Regions from separate parts of the Homo sapiens genome. Here regions 1 and 3 are each linked to region 2. The links are chromatin contacts, found by Hi-C or POLR2A ChIA-PET in ENCODE. All regions are on one chromosome and are shown on one strand. Each heading gives the region's core, a stretch centred on a gene start or an enhancer-like site at or near the end of the contact. The rest is flanking DNA. Distances are from core to core; before and after follow the strand shown.

Region 1 (4,459 bases), core at 143-2,642, 1.5 Mb before region 2:
GGAGATTTGAATGTGGACTGGGTATTCTGAGAGTTAGGTGGTATTAGGCAATTACTGTCGATTTTCTTAGAGGTAATCATTGTACAATAGTTATATAAGAGAATTAACTTATATTAGAATGATGCAAGCTGAAGTATTTGGGATGAAGTGTCATGATGTCACTTTTAATTTAATTTACTTTTAAATAGATCAGCAAAAAAAAAAGTATATATTCATGAAGCAAATCTGTATATATAGCTGTGTATATAGATAAAGCAAATATACCAGAAGGTTAACATTTGTCAAATTTCAATGGTGGGTATAGGGGTTTTCATTGTGCTATTCTTTCAACTTTTCTGCATGTTTGAAGTTTTTCGTAATAAAAAGTTGACAGAAAATGAAGAAAAATAGTTTTTTAAGAGAAGATTTTTTTCCCCCATCTTTCTATTGAAAATAGAGCATTAAAAAAATCCAACTGGCTTAAAACGTACATGAAAATTCAGTTAGTGAAAAAGTAAAATTTGCTGTTAGGGTTGTAAAACAGTTGGGCTGTTTTCCAAGCAATTCCTTCCCTTTATTACTGTGAGTTGGAGGTTAGAGCACAAGGCCCTCAATCAAGAATTATTTGAAGGCCTCCAAAAGCCCTGCTGACCTCCAAGTATCTCCCCTGCTGGCTTTCCATGTGGCCTGAAATTTCTGTCACCTGGGTCAATTCTCAGGGATCAAGTATTTTCTCACTATTGGGGAGGCAGTGCCCCCTTTTAAAATGCAAATCTGGGAGGGATCCTGGGCCCATTAAGTGGGAACAATTGTCTGAGGAGCCACCACCTGCCCAAAGGCCCGCAATTCTGACAGCTCCTTCCCCAACCCCTTACCACCACTGAGATTGGACAATGTGTGCTTTAGGAAACAAAATTGAACAATGCATGCTCTAAGAAACTTCTTAGGTGAAGACACCATTTCAAGAAAGCTTATTTTCCGTGAATAAAATGGGGTGCATGAGGTCATTGCTGTTTTTACTTTGTAAACTGGGTGGCCTCTGAAAGCTTCTTTACAACACTTCAAAGGAAGCCTCCTCAACTCTTCCAGGCCCCCACCCCCTTTCCTTTGTTACCGCATTCTTACTGACCCCAAGGTTTTTCACTGAATGAAGAGTTTCCAAGGGGTCTAAAAAATACCTGGGACAATTAGAGAAATGAAAACCAGGGGGTCAAGATGAATCGACCCTTGGCAGAGGATTTACATAAATAGGTCCTAACCTCTGGCTGTGAATAAAAGATAAAATGCCCCACTGGGGTCAGAACTGCAGTTCAAGGGCATTTGCAGGGCCAAGCCTGGCTTCTCTGCTATGTCAGGAATTCCAGGAATGCCACTGATCATTGTGTGTTGGCAGGGCGCAGGAGGTTGCAGCCAGGCTAACAGAAACCCAGCCCTGCCCACTGGGTGAAACTGCAAGTCGAGAGCGTGGGAAACCAGCAAGTTGAGAGAGGATCCAGAAGTAACCCCTTCTAAAACGGGAAAGATGCCTTCCGAAAGGTGACCAAATTCTTGTTTTAGATGGTGGTGTTAATTTGGGAGGTTGGAAGGGAGGCAGGTGGGAGAAGGGACATGTCCCTTTCGAAGAGCCCCTTTGTTTCTTCTGTGGAGCACAGCTCTGTGGGAGGCATCTGCTCTTTACCTATAGACCGGATGGCCTGGTACTGGTCTTCTCTAGACTGAAGGTCCTCCACCAGGTCTCCTGCTGCTGCTACCTAAGAAAGAAATCTCACAAGGGTGTTAAAAGGTAATTTCCAGAAAGAGGTAAAATCGTGACCGTTATACAGATATAAAAACGAACATGTGTTAAAGACTTTATTTTACTTACATAACTGAGAGAGCCAGGCAGATGTTATAACTGGTTTAAAAAAGAAACAGCCCCAATTTATGTGGAGTAAAGGAATTTAGAGATGAATTGCAAATGGAAGCAAACTGTTTATTGCCCCCCACCCCGCCCCCGCCGCCACACACACAGGGGGAAGGAAGTCAATTGAACCAGATAGGACAGGATTTGCATATCTATCAGTGACCTACAACTTAGGGAGTGGCAAATAGCTCCAGTAGAATCAGAATCAGATAACGCCTGAAAGCACGTACTACAGGCAATAGTTTTCTATTGAAGTGTGAATTTACAGGGGCAAGAAATTTTGCTTTCTGAATTTTTTTTTTTTTTGAGACAATGTTTCACTCTGTCACCCAGGCTGGAGTGCAGTGGCGCGATCTCGGCTCACTGCAACCTCTGCCTCCCGGGTTCAAGCAATTCTCTTGCCTTGGCCTCCCAAGTAGCTGGGGTTACAGGCATGTGCCACCACGCCCGGCTAATTTTTGTATTTTTAGTGGAGATGGGGTTTCTCCATGTTGGTCAGGCTGGTCTCAAACTTCTGGCTTCACATGCTTTTTTAACCCAAGAGAGTGAGATGAACTTGAGAATCTTTGGTCAAAGTTGCCCCCCAAACCTCCACAATATTCTACCTTACTTTATTTCCCTGTCACATCAAAATGCATACAATCGTGGTTGATTTGTTTCTCGGTGATTTGAGAAGGATTACAAAGAGGCTGTCTTGACCTTGTCATCTTGTTCTTTTCTCTCTTACAGCACTTGGCCCTAAAGAGAAAACACTAGGAGGATGGGAACCAGGGACAGAGAAGCTACTTGCTCTGCAGCTGTTTGGGCCAGTATGTTCCCTAATCTTGATGGCCATCCTGGGCTTATTTTCCTGAGAGTCTCTAAGTGACTCACTGCATCACGTAAAACTAAGAAAAAGGATGTCCTGAATTTTCCTGCTTAGAGAGCTTGTTTTTCTTTCCTGTTGCATCAAAGGGGTCTGTTAAACTTTCTAAAAGTACTAATCTGACCTGATATCTGAAGTAACAGATAGGAATTTGGGCTCTTTAAATGGAGCCCTTCCCCCATACCTGCATCTCATTGAAGAGGCTGAACTTCAAAACAAAATCATGTTGGAGAATTAAGTCTCGTTCCCAGATTTAATTTCTTATTTTTATATTGTTGCATAAGAAATCTACTCTATAAGGCATCTATTTTCAAATTTGGAAAATCTTATTTTAAGTTCATTTATTTAAAGACCAACAAACAAAAACACCAAATTCACTAGCCCAGGTCTTTATGGACCACCATCTCCCCTCCCCGCCTCCATTTCTCCCTGGAGTAGTGATTGTGGGGCCACTGCATGAATTTTACTCTATTATTTATCTAATGAGCAAAGCCAAGGCTGGCAATGCTGAGAATGCATGAGGGAAAAAAAGATATCACAATGACAGCACACTCTGCAGCGTTCCATCCAAAAGCAAGTAAGTGACTCACTGTTCTGTAAAGCACAGGGCAGATTCTTATACGGAAAAACTACCCTCAGAAGTGCATGTGAGACCCTAGTCTGTGTAAAGGAATTTACTCTGGGTTTTCTTCACATTGGCACTCAGGTATGCGGGTGTGGGTTCACAGACATTCCTTTCTGACTCATTACCCACTTTGCCCCTGCTCCCCGCCCCCTTAGTGCTTGAGGCACTTTTTCCAGCCTCCCCTGGGCTGGGGCAGAGATTGATGGTATCTTGGCACTCTCCAAAGAGAAGCTGTGCCCCTTTGCACTTTCTTTTTGTGACTAGTCCTTAAGACTTGCTGCCAAGCTTGGTTAAATGGACATGGCACAGCTGCCACTGAGCTGAAAGCTCTTACCTACGAGGGGTTGTGGTACATGTAGACTCTTCTGTTAGTCTGCCACTCAACACGTATTTATCCACCAGACAGACAGTGAGATAGTGAAGGGGACCAGAATCTGCCACCCCAAAATATACCACTTTGGCATAAGGATTGTTTTGATTTGAAAGCAATTAGCTCTCTGCCTTCCCCTTTTCTGTCTAAAAGTAGGACATAAATTTCCTTTTGAAAATTTACAAATTTCCATTTGTAAAGGTGTCTCCCTCTCCTGTACCAGCAAGAAAACTACTCTGGAGGCAACTCTTAGCACCCAGGATGTCTCTTATCCACATAACAAACCTTACTAAATGACCCTTATTTCCTGTACATTTCCTATTCACCTTCCTATAATTTATCTCCTCCCCAGAAGCCCCAGATCACTTTGCTTTTGTCTAGCCTAAGATAGTATATAACCCCAAATTCTAACTGCTTCCTTGAGTCACATTTCTTTGTGAACTCCTGTGCGTATGCACATACTTAAATCTGTTTTTTTTCTGTTAATCTGCCTTTTATCAGTTTTATTTGCAAGCTTCAGCAACTGAAGTTGAAACTGCCTTTGCAAAAATTATAACAGTCAGAAAATTATGACAGTGAAAGAGGTCTGATCCAACCAACTCTATCTTGCCTTTAACCTCCAAATTGCCCTTGATCAAGGCATGGGCCAAGCTAACTTTGGGAGAAATTTATAATTTAAATGATAATAGCCCTCCCCAAAACTAAACTGTCTTTGTA
Region 2 (4,098 bases), core at 14-2,513:
CGGGGACACAAGAAAGCCTAAAACATTTGGTTAGCAGTAGGCATCACGAACAGCCTGCTTGAAGGAAAAGAATTTTTTTAAACCCGTAGAGGCAAGTTAAGTCCGAAATTTGGGAAAATCTGAACACACTCACGATCCCTTGACCCTAAACAGGCACCTCGAAGATCATCGGCCTACCCTCAAAAAGCTGTAAAATAGCAGGCAGTTGTGTCGACCCAGTTGAGCCCGGCCCCAAAGCGATCCCGTCTCTGTTCCTCCAGCTACAAGAGGAAAAGAGCGATTTCGCAAGGGAGCAAGCAGGGTACCCGGGGGTGGGGGGAGAGCAGAGGCAGGAAATAGTTTCCGGAAGCCCCTCGACCATCGTCCGTGGCCACAATGAGCACAGACCCGGCCGCGGGGCCCGGGGCGAGCGCGGCGCCGGCCAGGGAGACGGTGTCCGCGCTCCGACTCGCAGCTGCCTTACCTTGCCCAGTAGGGCCTTCGTCCTGGCGCCATCTTCATGAAATCTCACGAACCCAAAGAGGCGGCTGTGGAGACAGACACAGTTTACTCGTTAACGCTCAGGGAACGCCACCGACCCGTCCCTGCCCGAGCCCGAGGCCCCAGCGGAGGCGGCGCGAAGAGCGCCAAACCGAGGTGCCCGCCCCGCCGCCGCCAGAGACAAGCCGCGCTCGGTCCTCCCGGGAGAGCGGCTACTGCCCGTCCGGAGCCGACCGGGCGAGTGACGGCGGCCCGTACCTGTCCAGTCCGCCGAGCGCCTCCCTCTCCTCGGCTGTCAGGCTGGGGGACGCCTCCTCGCTCTCGCCGCTCGCTTTTCCCGCCGCCATTTTCTTTTCCTCATCACCGAAAGCGGCGGCGGCAGCGGCGGCGGTAGCGAGCGACACTCCGCAGGATTTCATGGAAACGCAGCGAATTCACAACTCCAACGCCGACACCCCCCCTCGGACCGGGGCCCGCAGTGACGCCCCCAATCTGCGCGCGGGACCAGCACACCAACTTTATCGCCGCCTCCTCCTCCGCCGCGGGCGGCGGCGACGAAAAATCCCAACGCGGCGGCGGTGAAGGCGGCGGCGGCGGCGGCAGGGGCTGCGGAGCCCCCGGGTCGGCAGCGGCGGCTTTCGGCTGTAGGGTCACATCGCGGGGTTGGGCAGGGGGCAGCCACAGGCGGGGACGGCGGGAACGGCCGGAGCGCGCGGGGCTGGGGAGCACTGAGGGGATTCGTTGGAGACACAAACTTCCCCGGCACCAGCACAAAGTTGTTGTAATTGTGTCACACAGCGAACCCCACGCCGCCGCCGTGACCCCCCCTCCCCGCCCGGCTGGCGCCACCAATCGGCGCGGCCCGCACGCCTCACGTGACCTTTGTTGACTCACGTCAGCCGTGGCTCCACTTAACTTGCTAGCTGCCCGAGCCCCGCCCACCGAGGCCGCCACCGAGATGGGAGCGGGACGCAGGCCAATTCTAGCCGGTGGTTGGCTGCTGGGCGCGTCTGTCGGGGGAAGGGTTGTCACCGAGAGGGAGCTTCCTGTTAGGTTGTGCTGGTTAAATACACTGGGGCAGAGAATGGAGGGTCCGGGCCGTGTCACCTCGGGAACCGCGGCGGGCTCTGGAGGGGGAGGGGAGTGGTGGGGAAGGGCGAGGTCCGGCACCGCCCGCGGCGGGCGCGAGCGGCGGGCGAAGACGCCAAGGACGGCATTTGCCTGCCCGCGAGCTCTGGGATGTGCCCAGACCGCGGCTCCGGCCGTCCCGCGCGCGCTCCAGGGGTCCCGGGACCCCACAGGGCCTGGTACAGGTCGCGTAGCCGGGAGGCGGCGCACGGCCCTCGACCTCTGCCCTCCGAAGAAGGCTCAGACTTTTGGCACTGCTGGAAATAATGGCCTCCGCGAGGAGGGCGCTCGGGGAGCGGCTGCCGGTCCCGTGCCCCGCGGTCCGGGTGCCGCCCTAGGCCAGACCTGCGCTGGCAGCCCCGATCACCTCACCCGCGCCGAAAGTGAAGGGGGAAGGGCTCCCCTGACCCCCGCCCATACGCCCCAGGCCGGAGGGAATGAAGAGTCGCCCGCGGGGCCTGGCTTGCCGACCATGGCTCCCCACCGCCAAAGGTCTGTCTGTTGGCGGCACTTTGGGGCCAGATTTTCGTGCTGTGTTTACCCTGTGTCTTATCAGTAGTTCATTACAGTCTTACAAGAAAAAGCAATGAGAAATTGTGAAGCGGGATCTGCAGAATGTTGGGTTCTATTGCCATGATTTCAGTGGAGCCTTCTTACAAAAGTAGGGGCTGCTTGTGGACAGACCTGAGAGAAGACATAATTAAATCATCACAGCTGGTGGCCCAAGAAATCCTTTCTATCCCCCAAAACCTGCAGGTTTGTAACCCCTAGACAACAGTAACATTTTGTTGTTCTGTCTCTCAGGTGCAGGGGAAAGGCTTTAGTCTGACTTTTAATCTTTACTATAGGTGAAAAAAAAATAGGCCTTTCGACTACTCTTCTCAAAAGGCAAATTTATTTACTAAGCTGTATGTCTTATAACAGGGATAGGAAAAAATTGATAGACATATAAGGACAAGATTCTGTTTATAAACGGAGTTTTTTATATTTTCAATAGGTTTTCCACCTGTAACCAATAAAAATTATATATTTAAACTTGGATTTCAAAATATGACGAAGACAATTCAGTGCTGACCCAGTAATTCCTACCAGTATTCAGCGGGAAGCTATGGGAATCCCAACTGATTTTGCACACAGTTTTAAATTGTTCCCCTGAGACTAGTAACTAGACGAACAAACTGTAGTTTTGTATAGATTATAGTTCATGTTTAATTACTTCCTCTGAAACACCTTTCCCTTTATGATACTCCATTTTGCTTGAATGAGTGTGTACAAAGGGCCAAATCTTTTCTACGGCTAAATTAATACATTGTTAACTTTGTCACAAATGGTGACATTTAAAGCCAAGGAAATTTTGACCCCAGTAACTCGCTCGCACACTCTCTCATACACACACACACACACACACACATACACACACACTTGCACAAGCACAGATAGACATTTTGCTGGTATTTGACTATCTCCCTGAAGTTAGCAGTTCCTGACTCAGGTCCTTTTCAAGGATTATAAGGCTACTCAATCCCGGCCGGGCTCTGTGGCTCACGCCTGCAAAGGGAGGCCGAGGCGGGCGGATCACGAGGTCAGGAGTTGGAGAGCAGCCTGGCCAATGTGGTGAAACCCCACCTCTACTAAAAATACAAAAAACAAAATTAGTCGAGCATGTGGCGCTCGCCTGTAGTCCCAGCTACTCGGGAGACTGAGGCAGAAGAATCGCTTGAACCCGGGAGGTGGAGGTTGCAGTGAGCCATGATTGCACCTCTGCACTCCAACCTGGGGACAGAGTGAGGCTCTGTCTCAAAAAAAAAAAAAAAAAAAAAGGCAGCCAGGCGCTTTGGCTCACGCCTGTAATCCCAGCACTTTGGGAGGCCGAGGCAGGTGGATCACGAGGTCGGGAGATGGAGACCACGGTGAAACCCCGTCTCTACTAAAAATACAAAAAATTAGCCGGGCGTGGTAGTGGGCGCCTGTAGTCCCAGCTACTCGGGAGGCTGAGGCAGGAGAATGGCGCGGAGCTTGCAGTGAGCCGAGATCGCGCCACTGCACTCCAGCCTGGGTGACAGAGCGAGACTCCGTCTCAGAAAAAAAAGGCTACCCACTCTCCACACCTCAACACTTTTCTTCCCGCTATTACTATGTAATAGCAGAACAGCAAGGAGTGGATGCAATGGGTGGGAGTTGGAGTGAGGCAGACCTGGATTCGAATCCTTGCTCTACACAGGCTGTGCGACCTTGAGAACATTACCTATCCTCTAGGCCAGTGCTCTATGTCTATTACAACTACAAGGATCTATCATCAAGCATGGGACAAATTTCATATGGTAACATAAGTCCTTACATCATACACATGTTACATAGTGTGTTATCTGTCAAATGTATGTAAAATAGATATAGAGCCTATAAGGTTTACATATTTCACTGGAGAGAGAAATAGGGACATACAATAAATGATTTTATAATAAATTTCCATGAAAAGTGAATCTGAAAACC
Region 3 (4,020 bases), core at 155-2,654, 1.7 Mb before region 2:
CATCAGTCCCTTCTCTTTCTGCATAAACACTTGATCTTACAGAATCAGGATATGGAGAGATGCTGGCCAGGGCCACAGATCAGGTGCTTCTGCAGTTTGCAATTTCTTTACTCTCCTCAGGACATATTAACCCTATCATACTATTAACCCTTTTCTGCCTACTGATAGTGATATCTGAAAAGGTTATCAAATCACCTCTCCTCTAGAAATAAATAGGTTGGTATCTCTAAACCTGGCCATCAGTAACACATACACATGAAATTCTGAATGAGCAGTAATTCACTGCTCACATGTCCAAGGGAAAACAGGCTCTTTTCCTGGGACTTGTACAGGAGGCTTGGAGAGAGTCACTTCCCAGGGTCTGGCTGTATTGAGTTTGCAGATTTAGGTTGTAACTCATCCAAACTATCTGGGGAATGCAAGTTAACCTGAGAGGAGAAAGAGAAAGAGGAAAAACACTCATGTTCAAATGGAAATTAAATACGTGTCTGATAGATTACACAAATGTCTTGGACACATCTATGAACAGTGTCTGGCACCAGCTGGCTCTAGCACAGAAGGGTTTGCTGTGTACCTGAGGGAGACTCTGTCATACTTGACCCAAAGAGGCCCGCTTGGTGACCAGGCAGGCATAGTAAGCATGGAGAACAACACTTGTTCTCTTTCTCCCAGACCCAGACAGGAAACAGAAAACTTTCCTCAAGTTTACTACAGGCCTTTTTAGCGGGCCATGTTGCCACTGGCTGGCATTCTCAGAGAAAACACCTCTCCGCTAAAAAGTAAAATCCAGATTCTCCCAGGGTGTCTAAGATCCTAGGAACCGGAGCCCCACCACTGGGTAGAGAACAATCAGAATGAGGCTTTCTTCCCTCACTTCGGGAGGTTGCTGGCTCTGAAGCCCGGCTCCAAAGCCCCTCTTCCAGGCCACTTCCCCGACTGAGCCAGACCTGTTGCTCTTAGGACGCTCTGAGCCAGGCCTAGGGCCCCGCTCCATGTGGCCTGCCTGGACCCTAGAGGGCCGCGCTCTGGAGCTGCCACAGATGCCAGAGGCGCGACTCTTTTTCCTATTCCTAGGAGCGGAAGACAGAAACAGTGGCCTTGGGGACAGAGGGGTGGGAACACCCCACGTCCACTGCAAGAGAACGAAGTGGAAGAAGGGATTTCGGCTTCGGAGCCGGCAGGGGCCTGGGCACTGGAAAGCCCGCGCGGAGTTCTCTCGCCTCTCGCCGCCCAGGTACGCCTCCCCGGACCTTTTGTACGACTTACCGTTGGAAATGGTCACACATTCCTTCTCCCCTTAGAGCGAACACTGTCATAACCACTGAAGCGCGGGCCGAGGAGCGCCACATCGGCCACAGGCTTTGTTGCCCCGCCTTCAAAGCCACTGCGCGTGCGCATTGCTTTGACTTCACGTTCCCAGGGGGCTGTGGGAAGCGGAAATGCTCGGCTGACCCGGAGGGTGGCGCTTCGTTCACACTGGCTGTTGTCATCCGCCCCTGAGGTTTCAGGCTGTCGGCAGTGAAGTAAGCGGGAGGGTGAGGTGGTGATGGTTTTGATCGGGGGAAGGGGGGACGGGAGGAATGACGGGAGTTTACGGGGCCGTGGGGTCATGGGGCCACGGGTGAGCGTCCTTGTGGGGATTGAGTGACACAGGCGGTGGGCGTGAGTGTTGGGGGCGAGGTTCGGGGCCAGCGAGTGACTAATTGATTGAGTCACTCAGCGCTTGTATCCTCACCCGGTGGTAACTGCCAGACACTCTTGCAAATGTTTCACATTAGCAGGAGCCCTGTGAGGTGTTACGATGATTATTTTCATGTTATAGAGAGAAAACGGTACAGTGTGGCTTGGCAACCTGTCCAAAGTCCCGTAGGTAGCAAACCCGAGGAATCCTTTTTCTTTTTCTTTTCCTGTACTTTGTTTATCATGTTTATTGTTTCCAGTGTGTCTCTTCCTCCAGACTAGAAATCTGGAGCTGGGAATTTGAGATTTTGTTCACTGATGGATTTGCAACACGGAGAACCGGCTCATGGAAGGCAATCATTTCTTCAGTGAATAAAAGTGGCACAGCAGCCAGTCAGTTGATTCCAAAGCCCGGACTCAGGAAGGCAGGGTTTCGCTCACTGAGGATAATTGAGCTGTGCATGAATGTTAACTCTTAAAACTAGAATGAGGGGTTGTCCCTCTTCTGTTGGGTAAAAACCTTTGGGTTTCACTCAACTTCACTGCATGGAAGGGAGCATAGGTGTTGCTAATTGAATCTCCTGTGGTCATTGTGTTTCCAGGGTCAGAGTGCAGACCTGAGACCACTGCTCACCGATTTCAGACTCCAGTTTATCTGTGCCTCGGCTTCCCCACTTAGTCGCAGAAGACTTAGGCTGAGGCCCCAGGAAGAGGTGAGTTCCCTGGGTCACAGGCAGAGATCTAGTGCTATAGTGATGGCCCCAACTGGGGTGTGTTTGTCTCTGAATCCCTTGGTCCTGCCGCCTTGGACACAAGAGAGGTACGCTGAGCTGAGGCGAGTTGGAGGAGAAGCCTCAGCAAGAGCCCAGACCCAGATCCTCAGAGCAAAGGAGGCTCACGGGACAGCAGGTCCTAGAAGAGCTGGACCCGTAGTGGCCTTTGTCCCTCACTTCAGCTGAGACAGAGCAAAGCTGGCTCTACTTCCAGGTGCCATGGAGGACCATGTGACAGTGCAGTTTGATTCCTGCTGGAGGAGGGACAGGTGAAAGTCACAGGTGGATGGAGGCATGGATGTCCCCCATGGGGGCAGGTGCCCTGCTGTAGTACCTGCAAAGGCGGGATGAGGCTGGGAAGGATCACAGCCAGCCACAGAGGATTGGCCTCTCCTAGCACACCTATTTGTGCACCCCCATGCTTCCTTCTCTTGCCATTGGCTATTTCTGAATTTGAGTCAGCCCCACACCATCAACCAGGCACCTGCTTCCAGGGGAAATGCTGAGTGTCCGTTCATCCTGACCAAAGTGCAGAAAATATATTTTTAGTTTATAGAATTTCAGAGTAGTCTCTAGGTATGCTGTCATCCAGCTCTGCTGCCTTATTTCAATGCTTAATGAAAGTGGGCCAGGGGACATGACCTGCTAAGCTACACGGAGCTGAACCCTGTTGTCCTGATGGTATCACAGTGATTGCTGCAGTATGAAATGGTTACTCTGCACAGAATCTCCTTGCTGGAACTTTCTTTTGAAAATCTGCCAAAGAAGGAGGAGCATGGCAATCAAAATGCAAATCATGGGAAAGGAGGAAGTGGTGGGGTGGGAGCAGGGTAGGTGGCCAGTTAGAGAGGTGGATGCAGGGAAGCAGGCACAGTGGTTTTCAGCCCCTCACAGAACTGACAGTGCTTGGCTGTTACCCACCCAGCCCCACACCTCTCCTTCCCTGCGGCCCTTTGAGCCCTGGTTGGGCTCCTTCCTCCAAACCACATGAAGAGATCTTACTCATACACACTTGGAGAGTGTCTTTTCACCTCTAGGGCTCTGTTTGATAAGAAGTGATTTTTTAATAAATTTTAATTTTTGTTTCATTAGTAATTAATATTCCTTGTCAAAAATGCAAATAAACAAGAAAATTAAAATCACCGAACAATGTAACCAATGTCAGCATTTGAATAAATGCTGTTTGAGGTCAGGCGCGGTGGCTCATGCCTGTAATCCCAGCACTTTGGGAGGCTGAGGCGGATGGATCACCTGAGGTCAGGAGTTTGAGGCCAGCCTGACCAACATGATGAAACCCCGTCTCTACTAAAAATACAAAAATAATTAGCTGGGCATGTTGGTGCATGCCTATAATTCCAGCTACTTGGGATGCTGAGGCAGGAGAATCGCTTGAACCCGGGAGGTGGAGGTTGCAGTGAGCTGAGATCATGCCACTGCACTCCAGCCTGGGCAACAAGAGCAAAACTGCATCTCAAAAAAAAACAAAAAAAAGAATAAATGCTGTTTGAGACTTCATATTTGTACATATTGCTTAACAAAAATGAGATTACACTGCAGTTGCTTTGTT

What was found. Hi-C counts contacts between places; a loop is a spot of excess contacts on that map. ChIA-PET counts read pairs that join two places held with the same protein, here RNA polymerase II (POLR2A). Pooled maps may share reads with other maps.
Region 1: a loop to region 2 is called in a pooled map, with 2.3 times the contacts of the local background. The contact joins the promoter of LINC01186 here to the promoter of KDM6A in region 2. A Hi-C loop is called at or near these places in 2 of 50 pooled maps. POLR2A ChIA-PET finds 5 or more read pairs at or near these places in 2 of 52 experiments (A673 and CD8-positive, alpha-beta memory T cell).
Region 3: a loop to region 2 is called in a map of ascending aorta, with 7 times the contacts of the local background. The contact joins the promoter of ZNF674-AS1 here to the promoter of KDM6A in region 2. A Hi-C loop is called at or near these places in 3 of 168 maps with a recorded cell type or tissue (ascending aorta and naive thymus-derived CD4-positive, alpha-beta T cell) and 10 of 50 pooled maps.

What each region holds. Positions count from the first base shown.
Region 1 is chrX:46,324,607-46,329,065 of GRCh38, reverse strand. It overlaps LINC01186 (long intergenic non-protein coding RNA 1186), which reads left to right and starts at 1,392. Exons shown (of 2, transcript NR_110388.1): 1 at 1,392-1,515; 2 at 2,612-3,142. RefSeq lists an enhancer at 921-2,120.
Region 2 is chrX:44,870,353-44,874,450 of GRCh38, reverse strand. KDM6A (lysine demethylase 6A) reads right to left here and starts at 1,263. Exons shown (of 30, transcript NM_001291415.2): 1 at 739-1,263; 2 at 464-527. The coding sequence starts at 899. RefSeq lists silencers at 264-363, 374-453, 494-753, 1,094-1,323, 1,574-2,073.
Region 3 is chrX:46,542,874-46,546,893 of GRCh38, reverse strand. ZNF674-AS1 (ZNF674 antisense RNA 1) reads right to left here and starts at 1,404. Exons shown (of 2, transcript NR_015378.3): 1 at 1,267-1,404; 2 at 1-428. It overlaps ZNF674 (zinc finger protein 674), which reads left to right and starts at 1,473. Exons shown (of 6, transcript NM_001190417.2): 1 at 1,473-1,523; 2 at 2,283-2,393. RefSeq lists enhancers at 1,135-1,284, 900-2,099.